2 separate regions of the Homo sapiens genome follow, and region 1 is linked to region 2. The links are chromatin loops, found by intact Hi-C in ENCODE. Cell type or tissue: CD4-positive, alpha-beta T cell. All regions are shown on one strand.

Region 1 (2,500 bases), 76 kb after region 2:
TTCCAAGTTCACTCCTCCTTCTAGGGGACAGCCCACAAGAAAGATTGGCTGAATTGAAAATAGGAAGGCCACGCTTCTCTCCTCAATTAAAAAACACTACATGACGCTCTCAGCCCTTGGGATCCTCCGCAGGAGCAGCTGGGTCTTTGTTCTACCTGCACTGTAGCTCAGCACCTCGCTCCTCCTACAGTCCTGCCTCCCCATTTCCTGAGGCATGCTGACCCTACAGCTCTTCAGGATGCTTCCTGCATTCCTGTATCCATCTCTAGTCTGCCTTACAGAGAAACTGACCTTGGTAAGTTGTCTGTAAAGCTTACTCTAAAATATAAATTTGAAGCCTGAATACTCATCAGCTCGCAATGAGGACCTCAGGGCTGGCAGTGAGTGGGGCTGGGCACCATGGCTGGGATGCAATTGATAAAACTTTCACTGGCAGTAAGCTGGGATGGCGTAACCACAGGCAGGAAATTCCTTGGCATCAGGCTTTTGAAACAAATTGGGAAATGGTAGTTATAAGGACTAACTTGTTCCATGGCTATCACTGGGCATATTTTTTTTGGGGAAATATGCTGAGAAGCTACGAGTGATTGATTATGAGTTAAGGTTCAGCGTGAAAGCAAGAGGACTTCTTGGCAGCACTGCACTTTCTTATCTCTTGTGGCTAGAGGGCAGAAAGAATAGAGGGTTGGGCCCTGGACATCATTAAAAGAGTAGCAGAATCACAGAGGAGGATGAATCTCAGCTTCAACGGTTGCTATGCTGGGGTAGGGCCCTGATGGGGAAGTTGTGGGACCCTGAGATGTGGGAGTGGACATTTGGGTCAAAGCACTCAAAGATCTTCGGTTGACTTAAGAGTTGCTGGGTACAATTGCAGCAGCATAGCTACTTATCTGTATAAAATATCCTCCCCAAATCAAATAAAAAATGAAAACAAAGTAAGTTCTGCACAACCCTGGCTCTCAGTATTACTTGAAGAGAGAAAGCCAAACTGCAAAATGACCGTGAGTCAAAACAGAACACTCACCTAACCCTAGTGCACAGTCTCTTACCCGGCTCCCACGCCACTGGTGCAGCACTTATGTAACCACAAGGCATCTTGCATTTTACCTGCCAGCCTAGACAACTTAAAATGCATTTCCAGCCTTAGTACCTGAGCAAAGATGCTACATCTGGCAAACCGAAAGCACCCAAAAATGCCAGCCCTGGTCCTGGTCCAAGCCAGTGGGTGGATGAATAACTGAAAAGCAAATGCAATCCAGTCTTGATGGTGCAGTTTTACCTCCCTGAGAAGTAAAACTATGAACCCTAGAAACATCACAAGGATCAGGAATAGGAGAAATTCCAAGGTGGGAGAGGAAGAAGGGAGACTGACTAGGGGCCTCAGGACTGAGGGACAGCCCTGCAGCCAGGCACCTGGGACCCATCCCCCAACACCAGCCCCAGCCATAAACGGAGGCAAAGGAATGACATAGAAAAGAGCAAAAGCCTCAAGTCAATTAAATCACCACTTCAAGAAACTAGAAAAAGTAGAGCAAAATAAACTCAAAGCAAGCAGGAGACAGGAATTAATAAAAAGAAGAGTGCAAAAAATGAATAAACTGGAAACACAAAAACAATTTAAAAACTCACGGAAACAAAGTGGTCCTTTGAAAAGACCAATAAAATGGAAAAAAACTATAGCAAGGCTGATGAAGAAGAAAACAGAAATGGCATATTTTAGATATGAGGTTGAAACAGGGGATATCGCCATAACCCTTCAGACACCAAAAAGATAATAAGGAGATATTATGAACAACTCTACACACAAAAATATGACAACTTAGATAAAATGGACACAAAATTCTTCAAAAGGCACGAGTTACCGGAACTCACCCAATATGAAATGAATAATATGAGTAACCCTAAACTACTGAGGAAATTGAATTTATACTTTTAAAACACCCCCAAAAATTCTTGAGGCCCAAGTGTTTCAAAGAAAAATACTGCAAAGCATTTAAATATGAATTAAAACCAAATTTAGTGCACAGAAAGATAGTCATAAAAGAAATTTGAGGAAAATTTGAATGTATACTCCATTTTAGATGATATAAGGGAATTGTTTTAATAATTTTATGAAATTTAGTGATTAAAAATTTGAAATTGTATTAACTGTAATAATGATACTGGTTTTGTTATGCTGTCTTTAGTCATAAGATCACCCAACTATGGATTCCATTTGGAACTGCGTGTACATGCATGACTGAGTTAGCTGTGGACATGATCACACGCCTTCCATACATCTCTGATTATAGAAGATATTTTTTGCCCTCCATTTCCTATATTTACTCTTCCAGCAGACAGGGACATGGAAAAATCCGTGACCTAGCACTGACCCAGCAGATAAGACTAACCACCATAAGGTATGTGGGAGGAACCTGGGCCTTTGAAAAGTCTCCTGGAGTTGAGACTCCTCCTGGTATTACACAAGAGGGAAGTAAGACATATTTTGGTCATACGGAGT
Region 2 (2,500 bases):
GGAATAAAAATGTGATTATACACACACATACACACACACAAACATGCAGTAGAATACTATTTAGCTTTTGAAAATCAGAAAATTCTGTCACTTATGACACCATGGATATTATGGTGTGAAATAAGCCAGGCACAGAAAGACAAATACCACATGATCTTGCTTATATGTGGAATGTCGCTTATATGTGGAATCCAAAAAAGTCAAACTCAAAGAAGTAAAGAATAGAATGTTGTTACCAGGGTCTGGGGTGGTGGAGAGTTGGACAAGGAAATGGGAGATGCTGGTCAAAGCCTATAAAGTTGTAGTTAGACATGAGGAATAGGTTCTGGTGATCTATTGCACAGCATGGTGACTATAGTTAATGCATACTTCAAACTAGCTAAAAGAGTAGATTTTAAATGTTCTTACCACAAAGAAGTGATAAGTATGTGAGGTGATGGATATGTTAATTAGCCTGATTTGATCATTTCACTGTGTAGACATGTATAAGAACATCACATTATACCACATAAATATATACAATTATTATTTGTCAATTAAAACCAAGATAAAATTTAAAAAACCATCAAGTTGTACACCTTTAAAAACAAATAAGTTCTACAAAACAATGGAGGACTTTATTTTGAATGGTTTTGCCATCTTACTCGGTATATTCCTTTTCTATCGCTGAATAACAAATTACGACAAACTTAGAGGCTGAATACAACACATATTAATTATTTCACAATTTTTGTCCATTTGTAATTCAGATATAGCTTAGCTGGGTTCTCTGCTTCAAGGTCTCACCAAGCTCCACTCAAGGTGCCAGCTGGGCTGTGTTCTCATCTGGGGGTTTGACTGGGGAAGTGTTCATTCTAAGTTCACTCAGGTTGTTGGCAGAATTCAGGTCTTTGTGGTTGTAGGACTGAGGCCCTCAACTTCTAGGGGCTTCCCTCAGTTCATTGCCATGTGGGCCTTCTCACAGGCAGTTTGCAACATGGCTCCTTGCTTCTTTAAGGCCAGAAGTTGCAAAAAAACTCTAGTGTGATAGATCTTACACAACCTAACATACTCAAGGGGGAGACAGTGCATCACTTTGGCCATATTCTATCAGATAGAAGCATGTCACACACAACTGAGATTACATAAGGGTGGGATAGTTGGGAGTCACCTTACAGTCTGTGTACCTCACCCAATAAGTACAGTTAAAAATTCAAGTGAGTTTTACTAGCTTTAAGTATCTTAAGTTAGCTTTTACCTAAATATTTTTAGTCATCCTTAACTCTCCATTGAATAAAAAGAGGAAGCTTTATAGTTACCCTTCCTATGTATAAAGCACAGACAGATATAAATGCAGTACATAAACCAACAAAGAATATATCTAAGTTATTAAAATTTCATGTTGAGGCTATTATGAGTTGAATTGTATGCCTCCGAAATATATGTTGAAGTCTTAACCACAAGTAGCTCAGAATGTGACCTTACTTGGAAATAGAGTTACAGAGGAAATCAAGTTAAAATGAGGTCATTGAGGTGGGTGCTAATCCAATATGGTGGATGTTTTTATAGGAAGTGGAAATTTGGACACAGAGACAGACATACATGGGAGTAAGATGATGTGAGGATACAGGGAGGGTGGTGCCACCTGCCATCCAACAAATGTTTGAGGCTACCACTGCTAGAAGCTCAGAGACAGACATGGAACAGATTCAACCTCACAGTCCTCAGAAAGAACCAACCCTGCCCACACTTCGATTTTGAATATCTAGTCTCCAGACCTGTGAGAAAATTAATTTCTGTAATTTAAACCACCCAGTTTGCAGTACTTTTTAAGAGCAGCCAAATGCAGTGGCAACAGAGAAATAAAAAACTGAATTTCACAGAAAGAAGTGTAAAATCTGCCAGGGGCCAGGTGTGGTGGCTCACGCCTATAATGCGAGCACTTTGGGAGGCCGAGGCAGGTGGAACTCTTGAGCTCATAAGTTTGAGACCAGCCTGGGCAACATGGTGAAACCCCATCTCTACAAAAAAGACAAAAATTAGCTGGGCATGGTGGCGCGTGCTTGTAGTCCCAGCTACTTGGGAGTTGGAGGCACGAGAATCACTTGAGCCCAGGAGGTGGAAGTTGTAGTGAGCCAAGATCGCACCACTGCACTCCAGCCTAGGTGACAGAGTGAGACCCTGTCTCAAAAAAATAAGTAAAGGTAAAAATAAAATAAAATAAATTACACCCTCCAGAGGCTGGAGGGTGAGAGCTGTGATGGATGCTGTGCCCCGCCCTGTGACCATAGGTGTGAGTCGTTTACCTGAGCAAAGAGATTTGCAACAGACATGGCCACCGGGAGACTTTGTCAGAATTGGGGACCATCCCAGTGTAGTCTTCTGAGTTCTGCCTGTTCTGGGATAAGATGGAGAAAACCCTCCCAAAAGAAATTCTATGGGAACAGGTGAGGGAGAGTTCACTAAACAGGCAGAGGGGAGAACCCACCACACACATACACTGAGGCCCCACTCACCTGCC

What was found. A loop is a pair of places that touch in the nucleus more often than their neighbours do. Peaks named below come from ENCODE experiments on the same cell type or tissue, not always from the same donor. Only the 100,000 strongest peaks of a DNase experiment are listed, where the experiment ranks them.
Region 1: a loop joins it to region 2, with 2.9 times the contacts of the local background. A loop is called at or near these places in 7 of 110 quality-filtered maps.

What each region holds. Positions count from the first base shown.
Region 1 is chr20:1,631,322-1,633,821 of GRCh38, forward strand. All of the region lies in intron 4 of SIRPG (signal regulatory protein gamma), which reads right to left. It overlaps SIRPG-AS1 (SIRPG antisense RNA 1), which reads left to right and starts at 2,187. Exons shown (of 3, transcript NR_110090.1): 1 at 2,187-2,399. In CD4-positive, alpha-beta T cell, no CTCF peak of the experiment used is centred here; a DNase peak (open chromatin) is centred at 1,100; H3K27ac peaks cover 2,142 bases.
Region 2 is chr20:1,555,086-1,557,585 of GRCh38, forward strand. It overlaps SIRPD (signal regulatory protein delta), which reads right to left. Exons shown (of 4, transcript NM_178460.3): 1 at 2,496-2,500. Among named protein-coding and RNA genes, the nearest start is that of SIRPD, 1.4 kb to the right of the region's middle. In CD4-positive, alpha-beta T cell, CTCF peaks have their summits at 1,046 and 1,245; a DNase peak (open chromatin) is centred at 1,066.